5 separate regions of the Mus musculus genome follow, and all the other regions are linked to region 5. A link is a loop called in an ENCODE intact Hi-C map of the cell type or tissue named here. Cell type or tissue: heart. All regions are shown on one strand.

Evidence for each region. A loop is a pair of places that touch in the nucleus more often than their neighbours do. Peaks named below come from ENCODE experiments on the same cell type or tissue, not always from the same donor. Only the 100,000 strongest peaks of a DNase experiment are listed, where the experiment ranks them.
Region 1: it touches region 5 in a loop (6-fold over the local background); 21 of 42 quality-filtered maps call a loop at or near these places.
Region 2: it touches region 5 in a loop (2.7-fold over the local background); 7 of 42 quality-filtered maps call a loop at or near these places.
Region 3: it touches region 5 in a loop (8-fold over the local background); 21 of 42 quality-filtered maps call a loop at or near these places.
Region 4: a loop joins it to region 5, with 7 times the contacts of the local background. A loop is called at or near these places in 20 of 42 quality-filtered maps.

The regions. Positions count from the first base shown.
Region 1 is chr7:142,673,966-142,677,965 of GRCm38, reverse strand. No RefSeq gene overlaps it. Among named protein-coding and RNA genes, the nearest start is that of Ins2, 3.8 kb to the left of the region's middle. In heart, a CTCF peak has its summit at 2,082 (motif pointing right); no DNase peak of the experiment used is centred here; H3K27ac peaks cover 931 bases.
Region 2 is chr7:142,535,696-142,539,695 of GRCm38, reverse strand. It overlaps Mrpl23 (mitochondrial ribosomal protein L23), which reads right to left. Exons shown (of 5, transcript NM_011288.2): 3 at 3,544-3,626; 4 at 2,356-2,429. Among named protein-coding and RNA genes, the nearest start is that of Mrpl23, 4.7 kb to the right of the region's middle. In heart, a CTCF peak has its summit at 1,616 (motif pointing left); a DNase peak (open chromatin) is centred at 1,605; H3K27ac peaks cover 3,526 bases.
Region 3 is chr7:142,579,545-142,583,544 of GRCm38, reverse strand. No RefSeq gene overlaps it. Among named protein-coding and RNA genes, the nearest start is that of H19, 3.4 kb to the right of the region's middle. In heart, CTCF peaks have their summits at 1,511, 1,712, 2,736 and 3,223; a DNase peak (open chromatin) is centred at 2,791; H3K4me3 peaks cover 1,502 bases; H3K27ac peaks cover 1,613 bases.
Region 4 is chr7:142,495,551-142,499,550 of GRCm38, reverse strand. Tnnt3 (troponin T3, skeletal, fast) reads right to left here and starts at 715. Exons shown (of 18, transcript NM_001163664.1): 1 at 652-715. The region is part of intron 1 of Prr33 (proline rich 33); the gene reads left to right. In heart, CTCF peaks have their summits at 1,544 (motif pointing right) and 2,474; DNase peaks (open chromatin) are centred at 1,530, 2,590 and 3,260; H3K27ac peaks cover 3,564 bases.
Region 5 is chr7:142,438,548-142,442,547 of GRCm38, reverse strand. It overlaps Syt8 (synaptotagmin VIII), which reads right to left. Exons shown (of 9, transcript NM_001285861.1): 4 at 3,556-3,654; 5 at 3,268-3,426; 6 at 3,027-3,194; 7 at 2,783-2,888; 8 at 2,564-2,697; 9 at 2,152-2,480. The coding sequence ends at 2,247. Tnni2 (troponin I, skeletal, fast 2) reads right to left here and starts at 732. Exons shown (of 8, transcript NM_009405.3): 1 at 680-732; 2 at 50-79. The coding sequence starts at 57. In heart, a CTCF peak has its summit at 1,817 (motif pointing left); DNase peaks (open chromatin) are centred at 17, 647, 1,627 and 2,427; H3K27ac peaks cover 4,000 bases.

The DNA of each region.
Region 1 (4,000 bases), 240 kb before region 5:
ATCCCATAAGCCCTGGGCATGAGCCAGAACTCCACTTCTCAAAAATGACCAGTTGTGAGTTCTAAGCAAGGTGGCCATGAGGAAGACCTAGGGTTGGGGCCTCCTACCACTTCTCAGCCCCTCCTTCCAGCTAGATAGGTTCCTTGAACCTAACTGCTTGGTAGTCCCCTAGAAATATTCTCAGTTCTAAAGAAAAGCCACAAAACAGCTAGATCTTTGGGAAATCTCAACAGAGTGCCTCTCTTTCACACTCTGAGCCCAGTTGGGTGCCACCTGTCCGGCAGATGAGAGCTTAGGGGCCTAGGGTGATCCTGGTTGCCACAAGGGCTGGCCAACCTGCCTGCCACCCAAGCCAAACCCATCTGTTCCTCAAAGCTCCACCCAGAACCAGGGTGGCAAGTCTCTGAACTAGACATAGGCCTCCTTGCTGGTACTTGTTGGCTGGGAAGCCTCCTCCAGCAGTGCTAAGAACCCTTCCTGGTCACCCCCTCTCTGTGACAATACCACAGCCCCACCTAGAGAAATGTCACAAGGCCATAGCCAGCCATCCCCCTGAAAAAGGAAGGCCAGAAATGAACATAATGGATGAGTGGATGGATAGACACTGGACCCAAAAGAAGAAAGAAGGAGGAGCCTGGGGTCATTCTATGGAACTCCCCAGGGTCTTGGGTAGGGTAGCAGATAGGGTACCCTACTGTTCAAGTGCCACAAACTTTCTGGAGGGCATATGAGTCACGGGTAAAGGGAACAAAAATCTTTGGGTCCTTGGGCCTTGTGGGGCGAGTCAAGCTTTTCAGGAAATGTGGTGGACTAGTGCTATGGGGTTCTAGAAACAGAAATATGGTCCAGATATCCAGATTCCTATCTATGGCTTCACTCCTGCAGCCTTTGACTCCGACCTCAAGGGAGAGGCAGGTTGCCCCAGAACCAACCTGTGCAGGCTGAGGCACATGCCCCATGCCTTCCTGAGGCATTCTGAAACTCTAGTTTAGAGCTCTACTTCCTACTGGCCTTGAGGAGAGGAAGCAGAATACTAGAGATGGACATGTGCTGTCTCTCAATCCCTCCAAGAGTGGACAAGAAGAAGCCACTCAAACTGAACCAGTGCCCAGGGAGCAGAGGTCAAACCGGATTCAGTCTTTGATCAGCATCACCCTGGGTGCTAACCCCAGACATCCCAGCAGAGGACTTCAGATGTTCCTTTAAGCCCTAGGTCACCCCATGTAGGTCAGTCCTTGACCTGGCTCAGGCACTCCTGCTGACCTTGCTGAGGCCCTTCAGCGCAGCCCTGCAGCACAGGAGCTCCCCTTGTCCATGGGGTCTGCAGTGATAACCATGTTTACCCAGCTAGCTGTGTTGTTGCTTTGGTATTTGAGATTTAGCTGTGTCTTATGGGGACCTCATTGCCTCTGCCTACCATCTGGAAGGCCAGGGTATTACTAAGGATAGCCAATATACCTCTTGCCTGGATTGATGAAGCAGTTCAGCTCCATATATATGGGATGGAGAGACTCATACTAATACTACACATGGGGAGATTGAGGCCTGGAGCCAGGGAAGCCACTCTTCTGCTATGCTCAGTGCTATGCTACTCACAGTATAGATTACCCAACACCTAATATGGTCTTCCAATGTAGCTGCCTAGAGGTTGGCTCCCCTAGATTACATTGTCTCCGGGTCCAAATGAGCTGACACCTCAGCCTAGCCCCAGGGACCTTATTTGCTTTCTTACATTATCAATAAATATTTACTGTACTCATGTTCTCTCAGGCTGAACAGGCCCTGAGTGATATGAGAGGTAGGGTCAGGGATGCTGAGGTCCATTTTTTACCCTTTGAGATCCTTATACCCAGCAAGGTTCTGAACCAAGGAGTAGGAACCAGATAGCTCTTAAGTCAACCCACCCAGAAAAGTTGTCACTAGGCAGCCTCAAGCACTAGTTGGTGGCTTTCTAGCCTAGATGTGAATGATGGAGACCCCTGAGGAGCCTTCCCACAAACTCAGATTGGGTGTCCCTCCGTGCAGATAACTACTGTTTTGGAGTAGACATTTGAAATCTAGATACCATAGCCAGAAATGGTTAGTCATGGAAGCGTCCAGCAGAGGTCACCAAAACCTTGCTTTTGAAGTACTACAACAAGTCTGAAGGGCTGGCTTATCATAGTAGATCCTTCTAGAGGCTGCATAGTGTCTCCCTTTGCTCCTCTGCAGTCACAGGAACAAAGAAGCTTCCCAAGACGCTGACTGCTCTAAATTGTGGAGAGTATGAGGTTTGGGAAGGAAAGACTGGATGTGCACCTTTGGGGTTTAGGTTTCCTAGATTCCCATGGAGGAGGAACAAATAAATATCCAGGTGTCTGCACCATTCCTAGAATGTCTCAGGTTAGAGTCATCTTCTACCTGTCTAGAATTACAGCTGCCTAGAGGAGAGTGTAGGAGGTAATCCATGCAACACCTCACACGATGGCTAAGCAAACAGGCCAGGGGAGCAGACTGTCTATTTCCAGCTGGGACCTTTGTGGTTCCCAGAGCCCTAGTGGACACAGAGACTGGGAGCCAGAAGATCCAGTAATCCCTTCCTTTGCTTGGAGTGTTCTTAGGCACACAGGCTGGAAGACAAAACTCTAGTTTTCACATGAAGTAGGGGCTACAGGGACCCCAGGGTGCAGGATGCTTCACGCAGAGTCCATCTGGGACAAGGTCAGCTCTTTCCCATGTCTACCTTCCGCTCAGCGCTGAGAAGGGAAGGTCATTTTTGAAAAGAATGTTGGGGGTGGTGTGGCCAGGGGTAGTCGAGCTGAAGAACAGTCTGGATGCCGTGTCTCTTTTCTCTTCCCCCCTCCAACTATTGTTTCTGGCTGGGCCACAGAACAGCAAGGCGGATTCCTTCGAAAGTGAAGCTGTGGAGGTGGCCCTGTGTGGTCCAGCCGTGCTGTGCTGGCGCCAAGTTACCCAGTGGCTTTGAGCCAGCCCCCTTGGAGTCACTGGCTCACTGCCTGGCTCCCAGGTATCCTGTCTCCCACCACCACCTTGGTACAAACACCTCACCTATAACACCCTTCTGCTGCAGGTAGTCAGAATCCCGTGCCTGATCTGCAGACCCCTGCGTCAGACCCTTGAATCTGGGCCTAGGCTGGGCCTAGGATTGCCAGCATGCCTCTCTCTCCAAGAAGGGCCTAGGCCTGGGATCCTCAGACTGAAAGTTGTCATGGTGATGCATCACCCACTCAGTGCTTCATCCATATGCTCAAAGTGAGTAGATCCAGTTATCTGACCTCTGGGCTAAGGTCACCGACTCTGGTTGGCTGTGCCAGCCAAGTCCCAAAGGCCATGTATGGCTCTCACCTGTAGACTAATGATGGATTCTTTACCAATTTGCCAACAACAGACGTATGTCTTAAAGCTGCCCAACCTAGAGGTCCACAGACTCTCATGTTTCCATGAGGCCTCATCCCTTGCAGTCCTGCGAAGCCTTTAGAATCCTGCTGCTAGTGATGAGCCACATTCCACCAGGACCTCCCTCTGGCTTTCCCAGTCCATCTGTGTTTGTGGACAACAGAGCAGAGTCCCTCAGCCCTGCCAGCTTGCGGCTGTTCATGCTGAGGCCCTGGCACTCCCCCTCTGCTCTTCAAAGGCTACCCTGGCTTAGAACTGAGTCCTGCTCCAGCTGGGTCTCCTCTCTCCTGTCCAATCCCTAAGACCCATGGTGACCTCGACTATGGATGACCTGGAAGACTCCTCCTAATTTCTATAGGCCCAGATCCTGAGCATGGGTCAGCAACACCTGGTGACCCAGCAGCAGACAGAATGAGCTGATGACCAGAGGTAAAATGAGGCACCCACATCTGTGCCCTGGCAAATGCTACCTGAGGATGAAGAACAGTATCAGTTGGCAGGACTAGGGAACTAGTAAAAGGTGAAGTGCTCCAACCTGGACCCAAATATTGAAAAGGAGATGGGAAGGGCTGGCTGAGTGGGAGAAAAGCTGACAGAGAACTAG
Region 2 (4,000 bases), 97 kb before region 5:
AACTTAGTAAGTTCTGTCAGAGGTGGACACTCTGGGGCTGGGCTTAGTTGGTAGAGTTCTTGCCTAGCACCCACAAGGCCCTGTGTTTGATCTCCAGTACCACATAAGACTTTGGTGTTGTTCATGCCTGTAATCCTAGCATAGAGAAGGGAGGAGGAGGCACAAGGATCAAAAACTGAAAGTCATCCTTGGCTACACAAGGAGTTCAAAGACAGCCAGTGCTACTGGAGACCATGTTACAAAAGTAAAATGGGGGAGGCAGCAGCCTATAAGCAGAGCTGGCTGCCCATCCAGAATTGACTGCTGGCTTTGATGGCAGATGAAGTCCTAAACAGCTTAAGGTCCAGAGATAAAGACAGCCTATGCAAGGGGCTAGCGGGGGATTTTGAAAGAGCAGATGTGAGGGACCCGCATCACCATCTATGGGTACCAGTATGAAGACTATCTCTAAGAGATAATTGCTTCATACTTTAGAAAAAAATGTAGCCACCCACCCTCTAAGGAGGGAGAGCCGGTTTTGAGGGGCCCAAGGCAGGAAAGGAAAAAAAGGCCAGGGGAAAAAGTGGAGAAGCCAGTCCTGACTCCAGTAATCCTAGGGCCCCTACGGGCCATTGTTGGGCTGGACTGTGCCTGCCCGCAGCATTTACTCTGGAGCCTAGAGCTCATGGCCTGTGTGCAGCACTCAGTCAAACACTGTTCTGTGTAAACATGGTCAATGCTCTTTTTGTTGTGTGGGGACTGAGAGCTTGCTAAGGCTCCCTCCCCACCAGACCAAAAAGATGTTTATCAGGTTCTCAGAAGAAAAATGTGGTCGCCCACCACGTGGGACCTGCCTTTCCCCTGCCACACTCACGATGAGCTTTCTCTCCCCCCTCCCCTAGTTGCCCCTTCCTGAGCCTCACAGTGCCGTTACCAGAAGCCAGAAGCCCCCCCACCCGTAAAAGACACACTAAGAAGACAAAGACTAAGACAAAGACAAAGACTAAGAAGACAAAGACAGCCTTTGCAGATACAACCAGAAGTCCCAAACACGAACCATTTCTAGGCTGGAGCCGGGAAGGGGGTGTGTTACAAATTTTAACTCTGGTTGAGAAGTCTCGCCTAGTGGGGGCACAACAGGCCCCTCCATTTATCACAATTTCACAGAGGAAGGTGGACATGGCTGGTGGCAGCTGCAGCTGCCAGATGTAAGAACTACTGAGTCCAGCTTTCATGAGTGTGGTGGGGAAGAGGAGGGGAATGTAGGGGCTCAGATGTCTCAAAAGCCACTTGTAACCATAGCTGTCTCTGAAGTGACTTGTGGCAAATGCCAGCATATGGATGTGGCCCCCCAGGCCGTGACAGAGACAGATGGGTGGATTCAACACCTAGCTCACAAACACACACACAAGCCTTCAGAGGGCCCAGGCCTTCCTTTCCCACCTGCATGGGCTGATTTTATGTACAGCAAATATTAGGCCCTGTTTAGAACAACTGTAGCTCTTTTTCCAGCAAAGCTGCCTCCCTCCCTTACAGGGTCTTTGAACAAACAGCCATGCAGCACGGGAGGGTGGGAGGGGCCCATTCTCAATAGCACGAGACTGCCATCTAGCGGCCTGCTGTGGAGGCTGGGGCTCCCTGGAGAGCTGTTTACACTGAAACTGGAGAAATTGGAGGAAGCCCCCCTGTGGGGTTCAAACAGTGGGGGGCCAGTTAATGGACCCTGCCGAGTAGAGTCTTCCTTGAGAGATTCCCGGAGGTCAAAAGGGATTCTGTCCAGAGACTGAGACCAAAGGGTACTTGTAGGTTAAGATTTGGTCTCAAAGGCAGTGGGTCGAGGACAGAGGCTCTAAAAGAGAGCAAGCTTGAAAATGTGGCTCTTTCCAGGCAAGTCTGGTCTTGTGAGTAAAGGCCCAGACTAGGAGTCTGCTCCCAGGACCCCAGGCAAGGATGAGGTGAAGGGGCTTTGGTACCCACACTCACAGAATCACTGTCATGGCTGACTAACAGAAGAATGTGTAGGGTCCGTATACCCCAGATGTCTCAACCTTTTCACAGCACTGGGCTTCTAGGGGAACATAAACTCTGCACCAGGCAAGGTATCCTCACAGAGCGGTGGCTTTTCACATTCACCCTCTGATTTCTGTTTCCTCCAAACACATGTAACTAAGGCATGGGCTTGTAGCACAAAATAAGGAATGGATTTACTGAGGACTACAGAGATGATCTGCGGAGGTGCACTAGGACCTGGGCTCCTCCTGCCCCGATCTCCAGGTCTGGGCTCTGCTAAGGTAGAGGGAATTGCACAAACAGCCCCAGGACACAGATGAGACAGTGAGCAGAAACAGAGGCGGCAGGTCAGCCGGTCTCACTCACCAGCTGCACGTAGGCCACTTTGTAGTCTGGTTTCTTGATCCTCACATTCTTGTGATCCCTCCTCCTGTTGGAGCCTGTGAGGGGACAGCAGACCAGACCCTGCCTTAACTTCTGGCCCCTTGATGAGCCCCACAATCTAGAAACCATTTTCTAGTAAGGCACAGGATATCATCTGGAGGTGGAGTGGGGAGGGGGGTTTCAAAAGGCAGGCTGAACACCAGAGGGGGGGTCTCAGACAAACATCCCAGTTTCTCTGTTTAAGTAAAAATAGTCTTTGAGCTGGCTGGTGGTGGCTCACACCTTTAATCCCAGCACTCAGGTGGCAGAGGCAGGCAGATCTCTGAGTTAAAGGCCAGCCTGGTCAATGACAAAAAAATAAATAAATAATGTTTTTGAGAATAGAAATGACAACAGAAGAGTTTAAAAGAACAAAAGGAATTTTTTTTTTTTTTTTTTTGGTTTTTCGAGACAGGGTTTCTCTGTATAGCCCTGGCTGTCCTGGAACTCACTTTGTAGACCAGGCTGGCCTCGAACTCAGAAATCTGCCTGCCTCTGCCTCCCGAGTGCTGGGATTAAAGACGTGCTCCACCACGACTGGCTACAAAAGGAATTTCTTTGCTCTCTGGTGAAATGGAGATTCTCTAGGAAGGGCATTTCTTTTTGTTGTTGTTGTTTTGTTTGTTTGTTTTTTTGTTTGTTTTTGTTTTTCGAGACAGGGTTTCTCTGTGTAGCCCTGGATGTCCTGGAACTCACTCTGTAGACCAGGCTGGACTCGAACTCAGAAATTCGCCTGCCTCTGCCTCCCAAGTGCTGGGATTAAAGGTGTGCTCTACCACGCCCGGTAGGAAGGGCATTTCTAAGAGGGTAGCACTACTAGCCAGCCTTGGGCACTAATCAATCTGCCACTGATGGGCTACTTTAGGATCTACTACAGGAGGAGACTGTGGAGGCCTACTAGAGACCAGCCCAGGCTAAGGAAGTGGTTCTAAGGAACAGAGGACATTTCAGGGTCACAGCTAGAAGTGTTGGGGACCTTCAATGAGCTACATAGAAAGAGGCTGGGCACCCTCTGGCAAGACAAGGCACCCAAGCCCCTCAAGGCCTTTGCTTCCCCTCTGGAGTCTGAAGACAACAAGAAGTAGACAAGGGGCTATGTCCTGGTGGCAAGCCACCAACACAGGTACCCACCATGCTGCACCCGTGTGCGCACGGCAGCCACGGGAACATTGTAAATCTGCTCAAGGTAATTCCGAAGGTCCACCCTGGTCATCCTGGATGAGACAGAAAGCAAACAAGTTTGAGCTAAGCCTAGATAAAGAGATATCCTACCCAGGGATAAGGGTGAAAGTCCAAGGAGCAGCTGTGGCCAGGTGAGGCTGGCTCCAGTGTTGTCCCCTCCAGACAAAAGGATGAGCTAAGAGTTAATGAGGGTGGGATTTCATCAGAGTTGTTTACTTGGTCCTCTCCACCTGGATCCTTGACCATTACCTGGAGCCAGGTGGGCTCACCCTGATCAAATGTAAGATATCAGGCCTGTCGCCAGGCTGGGCTCCTATCTGTAACTAAAGACTCGCCCCTAGGGTCTATGAGACATGTGCTGCCAGAGGGGCCTCTCTAGGACTTGGGGGACAAAGCCCATGGTGGC
Region 3 (4,000 bases), 140 kb before region 5:
CAGACACCACTGGGCCCATGTTATATCCAGGTGGCACATCAGTGCCCATGTCCTGTTCAGGTAATACTCCTGTGTCCATATCCCATCTGTGTGACACTCCTGTGTCCATGCCCCACCTGTGTGACACTCCTGTGTCCATATCCCCTATGTGTGACACTCCTGTGTCCATGTCCCATCTATGTGACACTTCTGGGTGCATATCCCATCTATGTGACACTCCCATGTCCATGTCCCAGCTATGTCACTCTTTTGTGGTGTTGTTTTGTTTTGTTTTTTGAGACAGGGTTTCTCTGTGTAGCCTTGGCTGTCCTGGAACTCACTTTATAGACCAGGCTGGCCTCGAACTCAGAAATCTGCCTGCCTCTGCCTCCCAAGTGCTGGGACCAGCTATGTCACTCTTATGTACCAACTTATCTAAGTCAATATCATATTGTCATGTTAGCATCATCTACAAGCTTTTGTCCAGATACTAGGTGGCACCACCATGCTCACAGTGGTATAAAAGACACATTGTGTGGTTAGTTCTATATGGGGATGGTGTCCAGAAGGGGACAACGGGAGCTGGTTCCCAACTGAGAGGGCCATAGTGTGAGTTTAGGACATAAGTCTTGGCCATGAACTCAGAAGAGACTGAGGCTCCCCTGGATGTTTCACTTCCACTCTCTCTATGCTCATTCTTTAGGAACGTTACTAAGAAGGAATCTGAGAAAGCAGAGCTCTTTCTCCACCACTTGTCTAAGTTCCACAGCCAACAACAGGGCTCAGACTAGGCTCTCACTGGATACTAGCCCCCATTAGAGTACCATGCTTCAGTTAGGTTCTGTTTGCCCACCAGCTGCTAGCCATCACCTAGTCCTCAATGTCACGTACTATTACAATGGCCAAAACAGACTAGACTTGACCCCAAGAGCCCCCCTCCCCGCCAAAGCTTACTGCCCTCATTGTACTTTCTGCCCTGGCAGTCCCCAGATTGACAAAGGCATGCCTAACTTGTTTCTGGAAGAAGAGATCTAGCTCTATCCCATCGAAATGCAAATGAACCACTAGGAGTTTAGCCTGACCAAGGAAGCTTTCCTGCTCACTGTCCATTCAATGCAGTCAAAAGTGCTGTGACTATACAGGAGGAACATAGCAGTGCTGTGACCATACAGGAGGAACATAGCAGAGGCTAAAGGGCCATGGTGCCATGTAAGTGTGTTCTGTGCAGCAACTGATGACCAGACAGTACTGAGTCTGCCTGGAGCCTGAGTTAAAACCGAGAAAATAGCCATTGCCTACAGTTCCCGAATCACCACAAGGAAAGAAAAAGGTTGGTGAGAAAATAGAGATTCTATTTTCATGTCCGGGGGATGAGCGTGCAGGGCACTTACACCCAGGACTCAAAGGAACATGCTACATTCACACGAGCATCCAGGAGGCATAAGAATTCTGCAAGGAGACCATGCCCTATTCTTGGACGTCTGCTGAATCAGTTGTGGGGTTTATACGCGGGAGTTGCCGCGTGGTGGCAGCAAAATCGATTGCGCCAAACCTAAAGAGCCCCCCCACCCCTGGTATTGGAATTCACAAATGGCAATGCTGTGGGTCACCCAAGTTCAGTACCTCAGGGGGGTCACAAATGCCACTAGGGGGGCAGGACACATGCATTTTCTAGGCTGGTACCTCGTGGACTCGGACTCCCAAATCAACAAGGTCGGCTTACTCTCTGCAAAGAATCCTTTGTGTGTAAAGACCAGGGTTGCCGCACGGCGGCAGTGAAGTCTCGTACATCGCAGTCCTAAAACGGATTGCAACTGATTGAGTTTTCTCCCCTATCACCATCTATGATCCCATAGTCATGGGCTTCATGAGGCCAGGGGTTCATGCTAGTCCTTGATAAAACGTTCTCAAGAGCTATCTCAGGTATCTGACTTATAGGGTTCTGGGGCCATCAGCGCTATTGTGTGAAAATTGAAGTATAGCTACTATGTGTGGTGATCATGGAATGTATTGCAGTACCATAATGCAGACCCCACTAAGCATGGTCCTCAAATTCTGCACATCTATGAGGACACCTGACCTCCCTACCCAAAGAATCACTTAAGGAACCGCCAACAAGAAAGTCTGGTGATTTGCGCTTTCGTATTCTAATTGGGGCGTTCAGATGCTAATGATCTCCGGCTCAGGGCTGCAAACAATTCTGAAACTGCATTCTCTCTCAATGGGGCTCAGCTGCCAGCTTGGCAGCTGAGGAATCCTACATCAAGCCTTGGGTGTCAGCCCAAAATCAATTGAAGAGGTGGTAGGACCCCTGGCTGGTTTGTGGCAGATAATCGTACTTATGGCAAAGTTGGGGTTCACCTGTTTTGCACTGTCCCGGAGAGCCTTGTTAAAAGCAGAAGGCAGGACACCTATGCCCTTCCGGAATGGTCTCCTTTGGTCTCAGACCCCATAAACCAGTGCATGTGGTTCGATGCCAGAAAGCACAAAAGCCGTTGTGAGTGGAAAGACCAAATTGCTGCGCTGGTGACTGTCATCTTAAACATTATGTTCCAGAGACAGCCAAAGTTAAGGTTTGCCCATGACAATGTCCAAGGGCCAAAGTTCGGGTTCGCCCACAGCAATGTCCGAAGCCGCTATGCCTCAGTGGTCGATATGGTTTATAAGAGGTTGGAACACTTGTGTTTCTGGAGGGGGTCCCTTTGGTCACTGAACCCCAAAACCAGCCAGTGTGGCTCACTATAGGAAGGCATAGAAGCTGTTATGTGCAACAAGGGAACGGATGCTACCGCGCGGTGGCAGCATACTCCTATATATCGTGGCCCAAATGCTGCCAACTTGGGGGGAGCGATTCATTCCCAGCAATATCCCAGGGTCACCCAAATAGGGATTCATAGGGGTGGTAAGATGTGTGCACCTCTGGAATGGTTCCCTTACACACTGAACCAGAGAACTTGACTCATTCCCTACACAGCCCGAGATCGTCAGTGGCTGGTAAGACCGAAGTTGCCGAGCAGCGACCAGTGCAGTCCCACATACTTTATCATAGAGGTGACCAAAATTGCGGTTCACCTATGGCAAACTCATGGGTCACTCAGGCATAGCATTCAATGATTCATAAGGGTCATGGGGTGGTACAACACACATTTCTTGGGTAGCTCCTTCAGTCTTGCGCCCTTCACGATCGATCGGTTCACTCTCCACGCTGTGCAGATTTGGCTATAGCTAAATGGACAGACGATGCCGCGTGGTGGCAGTACAATACTACATATTGCTCGGCAGACGCGGCATAGGTTGGGGTCCGCTGTGACAAAGCTTTGAGTACCCCAGGTTCAACAAAGGGATCAGGCATTTGTGCACTTACGGAATGGTCCCCTTCTGCCTTGGGACTCCTCAAGCTAGCCAGATCTGTTCAATCCAAACTCAATACAGAATCGGTTATAGGCGGGAGACATAGAAACTGCCGCGTGCGTGCGTCCACCGAAACCCCATAGCCATAAAAGCAGAGGCTGGGGTTCAACCATTGCAATGTCCCAGGTAACCTAGGAACTGTAGCAAGAAGTTGCAAAGCTGAGATTAGAGACTAGGAGAAGTCAGGGATCCGCTTAGTTTGAAGTGAAGCAGGAGGGTGGGTAGCAAGAGGGAGCATAGCGGGTGTGGCATGGTGGGGTTGTATAGCGTGGGTTATAGCGAGGGGGTATAATGGGGAGGTATAGTGGAAGTATAGTGGGAGGTATAGTAGGGGTATAGCGGGGGATATAGAGGGAGTTATAGTGGGGGTATAGCGGGGGCATAGCGGGGGCATAATGGGGGACATAGTGGGGGGCATGGCAGGAGGGGCATAGTGGGGGTATAATGGGGGTGTAGTGGGGCGGTATAGTGTGGGTATAGTGGGGGACATAGCGGGGGTATAGTGGGGGTATAGCAGGGAGGGTATAGTGGGGGTATAGCAGAGAGTATGGGGGCCATAGGGGAAGTATGGTGGGGGGTATGGCAAGGGGTATGGTGGGGAGGATGACAG
Region 4 (4,000 bases), 57 kb before region 5:
CGGGAGCCTGGAGGGCTAGGGGCCACCTGGTCTCCCAGCCACAAGATCAGATATGAGCTTCCTGCTCAGGCCCAGGCTCCTTTCATTCCCTCTGTCCTGGTTCAGCTTGGCTCCTGTTTGTCTTCACCTGAACCTTAGGAATCTGCCCCAGGGGTTCACAGATATCTCTCCCCTGAGCTTCTTCCCAGGGTGATCTGAGATAAGCCCAGATCTGCAAAAGGGCAGACCCATGGGCTCCAAGGATGAGTTGAAATCACATTCTTTCTCTAAGGTCATTCTTTCAGAGTCTCAGAGGGGCTCCAGCCAGCTGCCAGGCAGGCAGCTGCAGGCGCCCTTAGAGCTCTGAATGATGTCCTCTGACTCACTCGATCCTTATCTCACCCTCTGCCCTTCTTCCTAGATCCTACCTTAGGAGGTCTCCTTTGTCCTGAGTCACACAGGAGCCCCACTCCTTCTCACTTCCTGTGCTTTTCTATTCTGGTTTAGAACCAGATCTTTTATGTCATCCCAAGGTTCAAGCACCATGCTTCTAGTTACCAAAATACAACACAGCAAGAGGCACAGGACCCATTGAACTCCCCTTAGATGCTAGGCAGCCAAGCCCAGACACAGTTGCCCACTCCTACGCGGGCTGTTCACATCCATACACACCTGTAGTTGAGTCTGAGAAAGGCTGGGGGCTCCTTGTGGACAGGACCAGCAGCAGGCACTGTCCAACAGCCTCACCCCTTCATGTTATAGTGACATCTGATCTTCTCTGGCAGCCCATTGGCCAGCAGATGGGTGGCTGGGGCATGGGAAGGGGGAGGGTGTGCCCAAGCAGGCCCCTGACCAAGTATAGGAATGCCCCAGAGGAGGCCCAAGGAGGCAAGGATGGAGGAGACATGCCTGGAGGAGGAGGCAAGGTCCCTAACTGTTCCAGAAAGGTGTCAGCTGCTATTTTTACCTACCCTCCCCCCTCAGCAATGGGCACATGCTTGATGGGCTGAGGGAGAGAGGAGGAAAGGATTGGGTCTAGACCAAGGCTGTTCTTGAGTCAGGCTGTTGGGGGAAGGGTCATCAGAGCCTGGGTTTTGGGTTCTTTGGTCCCCTGTTCCTCTGCCCGAGGTGGCTTGTAGGAGCAGGTACTTTGTTCAAGATCGGTGTCTAACTCTATATGGCACCTCCTGCAACTCTGCCCTGCTTCTCCAGCATAGAGACAGCTCAAGATACCCACCAAATGAAGAGCCCTGGGTCCCTAGCCCATGTCACACACAGCCCCTTCTTCGAGGCCAGGCCTATTTTTCAAGTGGACATCACTGGAACACGTCTCATGAAATGATCACCTAATAGGAGAAATGATCACCTAAACCTTGCCTCTGGTTGTCCATCTTCCTCAGTAACTGGGGAGGGCTGAGCAATGCTTGGGCCTGTTATTGGTCTGGGGGCTCCATACTAAGTAGTGGACCTGGAGGTCATATCTCTGTCCAGGGATGTGGGCCCTGCTGAGCAGACCTGGCCATGAGCAGACCTCGCCATGTGCCTGGCCTTTTTTTCCTCAAGACTCCAGGGGGCACCATCCAACCATGGACACTCTTCTGGGCCTTATGTGCCTGGTCAGCCTCTAGGGAAACTGAAGCACCAAGTAGCAAGAGACCAACCTGGCATTTGCCATTCACTCTCTTAACCCTCCCAGACCCCATGGCTTGTCGTGTGTGGCTGGTGGGGTCTGTGGATCTGTTCAGTTCAGGGAAAAAGCCAATGTGGAGTGTAAAGTAATGGTAGGTGAGCCCTAGGGGACACAGACAGGGCTCTGGTCCTTTTGCATCCTGAGATTAGAGACATCAGGATGACCAGTAGGAGGCCCACAGTATGCCAATCTCCACCAAATCTTAAGAGTTTCTGGAAGGTTTGGATTGACCCACCATCCACCTCCTATGTGTTAGAGATGGGGCCATAGAATGCCAGAGACACAAGATCCAGCTTGTGATCAGAAGGAGAGTGGAGCCAGTCTTCTAGCCTGCTGGCTCATAGAACAGAGCTTCTCTCCTGCTCTCCTCTGCTCCAAGCACCTGCCCCTTAGAGGCCCCTGGAGTTGTTGGGCCAGCTCAACCTTCCTGGACAGAACCTATGTGTCCCTCTATACCTCCATCTATACCATTAGATAGATAGGGTTCAGTGAGCTCTAAATATTGTGGATGCCCAGCTCAATCTGGCCTTGAGGGTCATGTAGAGTTTATGAAGTCCCACACTAGTGCCAAAGGGACTCTAATTCTCTTCTGTGGTGAGGTCAGCCTCCCTTCTCATCTGGCTCTACTGAGACCAACCAAGCACACCACTCAGCTGAAGAACACGGAGAGCAGACATGGGGGATTTTATCCAGTCTATTGTTGTTGAACCCCTGAATCCAGAAGCTCTTGCCTGAGAGCAATGAGGGTCCTTAGAGGTCTATAGATGGCTATGCTACCATCTCTGTAGTGGCTCCTCATGGCCAGCAGGGGAGGGTGGCTACCCACTTCAGAAGCCTTTGGCATACGCTTTCAGTGAGGTCAGAGAGACCAGGCAGGTCTTATTTTGAGTAACAGTCACCTCCTCCTCAGGGGATCAGGCCCAAGGTACAGCGGGACAGCATAGAGTGGGCACTGCTGGACCAGGTGCTGCCGTCCACCAAAGACTCGAGCAGGTAACACGTGCAAGGTAATACACAAAAGGTCCTACTTGGCCTGGCTGGGGCTTGGTGGGGAAAAGACAGGAGAAAAGGCTCCCTGGGAATCTGAGAGAGAACTGGAGCCCCTGGTGGTGGTGGTGGTGGGGCAACGAATTCCGTTGGATGGGACTTGGAGACTGTCCCTGTTCTATCCAAGAGACTGAGAGGCAGTGGCTTCCCTGAATAGTTGTGAGAGATCCCTCAAAGTCGGTGAACATCCATCTGACTTTGACTGGGCTTGGAGGACAGAGGAGGCTGAGAAGAGCCTGCCCTTCAAGTGTCTTTACTTCTATGGCCTATACAGGTGACTCCCAGAATAGTGGGGTTTTCAGAGGCTACTCAATCTGGGTGCTGAGCAGACAGGGAATGGAAGAGCCCCTGGACCCTGAGCCTCACCCAGCGCCCCTACTTGACCCACTGTGGCTGGCTCTGCCAAGCCCAGGATAGGATTGGCTGACATGGCACTTGGGACTCAGCCACTGTGATCTGGGCAGCAGCTGTCCCCATGCATGACAGTGCCTCCTGGTTCGAAAAACACTCTGATTGGCTGTAAAGGTATTAGAGCAATTCCCGAATCCTGAAGTGAAGTGGGTCTTTAAGTAGGGCTTGGAGGAAGCAGCAGCAGCTATTGGGCCTTTCAGGAGGCTGGCAGGAAGATGGAAGGGCAGTATCCTGGTGTCCCTGGCAGGGTAGGCAGTGTTACAGCAGAAGGTAGACTCCACATCTGAGGCCCAAGTAAGATTTAGTGAGTTGTACTCTGAAGGCACACCTTGCACTCTCCTCTTGAGGCCAAAGAGAGAGGCTGGGCAAGTCACAGGAGCAATAATACTCTGCTCTGTCACTTGGGATGCCCATTTTGGTCTATGCTAGAGTCTAGTTCCTCATCCTGTGATGGACCTTGAAGCAGCTTCTATCTGCTGCTCTTGGTCACCACCTCATTTGAGTAGGAAGGGCAGGGAGTGTCCTTTGTCCAGAGAGAAGCTCCTGGTTGAACAGAGTATGGTTCTATCATGGTGACCAGGAGGGATAAGGCCATCTACCCATCTGCATCAGCAACTGTATCTGCTGAGCTATGTGTTCCTACCAGTGGGGTTTGAAGCTTCTAAAAAGTCAAGATTCTGAGTGTCTAGGTGTATGTCACAGCCAAGGTTAGACCACTGAAGCTGTCAAGAAGCTCCAGATTCTAGAGATACCAGGTTTTAGAGTCAAGCCTAAGGGTAGGCCTGGCAAAGGGAGGGTGCCCCTGAGAAGGACATCCCACTGCCCGCTGCCATTCATCCACTTGTTCAGCCCTTATATGCTTGCTCATCCTCA
Region 5 (4,000 bases):
CAAGCCCTGGTGAGGGACTGCAGTACGGGTCACCCTGGGTATCACTTACTCTCCCATCCTGAGATCTCAAGCTCTGATCCTGTGGGGAGAGAGGTGATGGTGTCAGTGTCCGCCTTGCGTGAGGCTAGGCATGGAGACCTGGCCTTGCTAGGCTACTTCTGCTCTACCCGCAACTCAGACCTTCTCAGAGGACATCACCCCCCACCCCCACCCTGAAGATGAGAAGTAAGAGGAGAAAGTGTTCCCAAAATGTCCCGGGCGGGGCCTGAGGAGCTGCAGCTGTCCCCGAGGGAGGGATGGGGTGGGGCTGGCCAGCACAGGTGGCTGCCAGGGTGAGCCTGTTATTTTTAACTCTTGCTCCTTTGGCTTGAGAAGTGAATGCACGGAAGAAAGTGTTCTTCTGTGTGGCCTGGGGGCTCAGGTCCCTACTTGCTTGACCTGAACATTTTCCTGCTTGTGTGTCCCCAGAGACAGGGCCTGTTATCCGAGGCCCATTGTAGACCCCTGTCCTATCCTAGTAGCACATGTTGCTCTCAACCCTAGATCTGTGGGAGACCTCAGAGAGAGCTGTCGGCAGCAGACCCCCAAACCCCCAAGCCCCTGCCCGGGGAAGTCCTCCTATGAGCCAGCCTGAGTAGTGCTCTAGTCTCCCACCTCAAGAAGATGGGCTGGGCCTCACCTAGATGCTGTGCAGCAGTGCTGGGAGCGAGGTCAGGCCGGCAGCAGTGAGTTGGGCTGGTGGGCCAGGGGGAGGGGTATAAATTGCTTTCCCTGGGCCGGGCCCCTGCTCAGAAAGGGCATGGAGTCTCCTCAGACCAATGGGGGCACAGAGAGGAGGAGAGCCTCTCCACCTGCCCAGCCGCCTGGCCGGTCAGCCCAGGCGCTGGCCTGTCCAAGAAGTCTTGGGGTGGGGAGTTGGGGGTGGTTTGCTCTATTTATGTCTCAATGACGAGTTCAAGATGCCAGCCTTGTTCCTGCAAGAGCCCTCAGGACAGCAAGGGTAACCTTCCATGTGGGTCTCCAAGGTACCCAGCTCAAACATCCACTGAAGTCTTCCTCCAAAGGAAACCGGACTTCACCAAAAGTAGGCTGAACTGGAGTCATTGTCAAATGGTATGTGTGGTCTTGTAGTTTTGCACCCACTTGGCCGCTCATTGCCTGCTGGGTGTTCATGCCCTGCTTGGACCCCTGGGCTGACTGTTCACCTCACCAGTCTTCCTGCAAAATTGAGCGCACATGCGCGCGCGCACACACACACACACACACACACACACACACACACACACACACCAAACAAAAACAAAAGCATTCTCTTAGGCCCTGTGTGGAAGGCAGTCAGGGCTCAGGAGAGTGGTGCCCACCTCTTATAGTGAACTTGCCTTTCTGCCCAGGAAGAGAGAAGCAAAAGGGTCCCTGGACCAGCAGCCGGGCCTCTCTCCGCCTGCCACACACCCTGCCCATGGGTGCCTCTGCACAGGCAACTTGAAACATGTCCTTCAACCCCAGAGAGTGGTGCCACCGCCCTAGGAACCTTTCTCTGACCTGTGGGGGCTCAGGGCCCTTGGTTGCCTAGGCAGGCCCTGCATTGCCCGGCTCACTGGGGCCAGGCCCTTACTCCTTTCCCGCTTCTGAACCCCACCCAGAGACACCAGATCATGGCTTGGCCCCAACCCTGCTGCTCTGGGGCCCCTGGGGATCAGAGGAGGGTTGGAGCTGCTAAAGCCCGCCAGATGTGCTGGGATTAAGAGGTATATCACAAGCCAGGGCTGTGAGCCCCCAAAGGCTCCAGAGCAGCTTCCAAAGACATCTACTGCCCCCTGCTGATAGTGCATAAGACACTGTATCACAGTCCCTCATGGTCTTGAGGTCTTTTCCACAAGCTGTACCTACCCACAACTCCCCCTCAATTGCCCTCTTTGCCTTCACAGAGCCAGCTCTAGCCTCCTGCTCCTCTACCAGTCCTGGCTGGCAGAGAGGGTGGTGCCCGTTTTTCAGGGAAAGGCCTAGGAATCAGGCCTTGAGCAGAGAGAGGCCCAGGACTGGCAAATCTGTTCAGAGCACCCTACCCCAACCTTGAGAGGACAGTGGTGCCAAAGTGTAGCCTGCCTTGTATCTCAGATCCTCCTCACAGGGCTCCATCAGGACATGTGAGTGTGAAAGAGAATTTGTTTATTACAGAGAGATCTGAAGAGCCTGCACAAATATCCACAGCTCTCCATCTGGGAAAACTGAGACCCGCGGTGCTTTCAGGAGCGAGGCCTAAGCAGGGGAAGGCGAGGCTGCAGGGCCAGAACACGATCCACTTCCCTGGGGGACCGCAGGTGGTGCCACTGGGCGATGGGCCGCCGAGCATGGGCCAGCATGTCTGCCCAGTGCTGTAGGGGTTGGCCAGAAGCCCGGGAACCCAGCAGCACTTTGCCCACAGGCTCAGTCCGGAGCTGCAGACCACGGGCCCAGACAGCCAGCACCAGGTCCACACTCTGCAGACATGTAGAGGGGATGGTTGTCAGTTTGGCATGGCACAACGTCCCAGGCCACTCTGCCCTTCCTCCCAGCTCCCTACCTGGAGCTGGCTAACGGGAACCAGGAAGACGAAGGCCTCGTTGAAGTAGGGGGTAGTCGTGCCTTTCTTGGAGGATGTTTTGCTCTTCTTCCATTTTCTCTGGTTTAACATAAGCTGGATCTTCACGTAGGCCTCTGCACGAGTGAGAAAGTTCAAGAAGGGAGTCCCATACATGCACACGAGGGTCCAGCTCGCTGTCCACAAAAGTATAGCTCTCACCTGCAAGCCCCGGATTCAGACCCCGAGCCTCCAGTACAACCACAGTCAGGCTGCCTGAGCTGGGCACGTAGCGTAGTGAGAAGCACAGCTCCCCCATCTGCTCAGGCTATGGGCAACAAGACGGGGCTGCAACTGGGAGGGTCATCCTTACCCTTGGGGGTTTGAACTCAGCAGGTACAGCATTCAGACCTTGTCCTCCCCCCATGTTACAGGTAGATCCCGGGCCCCTACCAGCCAGGCTCACCTCAGTGGTCCCTGGAGGGCCTAGCTGGTACCAGCTCTCCAGGACATGTTGAAGGTCCACGGTGCCCAGGGGTAGTTGGAGCTCACCCAGTGGCTCGTGTTCTGAAAACCGCTTGAAGTCCCACAGCTGCACCTTCAGAGTGGCTTTGGGCAGCTCTGCTGGTGGGACCTGCAGACAGGGTAATGAGCTGGGTCCTGCTGCCCTGGCTCCAGCCCACTCTATCTACCCAGACTAGACTTACCAGAAAGCAGCATGTCTCTTCAAACATGGGAGAGAGCGTCCCTCGGTGCACCTTTGTCTCATGTCTTCTCCCAGACTGGGTGGACACACTGACCCAGGCGTAGGGGTCTGCTGTGCCCTCAGCCTTCAGGTTTCCAGCCTGCCTCAGGCCCACTCTAATCTGAGGGCCAGTGGGTTGGCTCAGCCTGGGGTCAAGAGGTTCTTTTCCCCTGCTCCCCTCTACCTGACTCTTCATTCATCACATTCTCCATCAACCACAGAGCCTCTGGACCTGCTGAGTGAGCCTTACCTCCTGGCTTCCAAAATCATACTCTAGTGACAGCAGGAGTCGACCCCACTGTTGGTCCCCTCCAGAGCAGGGTTCTAGGCAGTCCACATCTGGTTGAACCTGGGGTGGATGGTGGGAGATCAGGCAAGTATGATTGAGACCAATCTTTAACCAGAGATCTGGACTATTGTAACACAGATCAGCTCCCTGAGACCAGCCAATCTTCCTTCAATGTGACATATATGCTACTACTGCTACTACTGTAGCTTCCAATGGACCATGGACCAACATCTGCCTGCTTCCTGAATCACTCGTTCCCTATCACCTCTGCTCATCTCCTTCCTCTGAGAAGAAGGCCTGCCAGGGCCGCCTTGAGCTCCCCAGCTTGAACCTTGCACCCCCCCACCCCCTCCCCGGAGTGAACCAGTACAGGACTGGACACAGGTAGATTTGGGTTTCTGCTCCT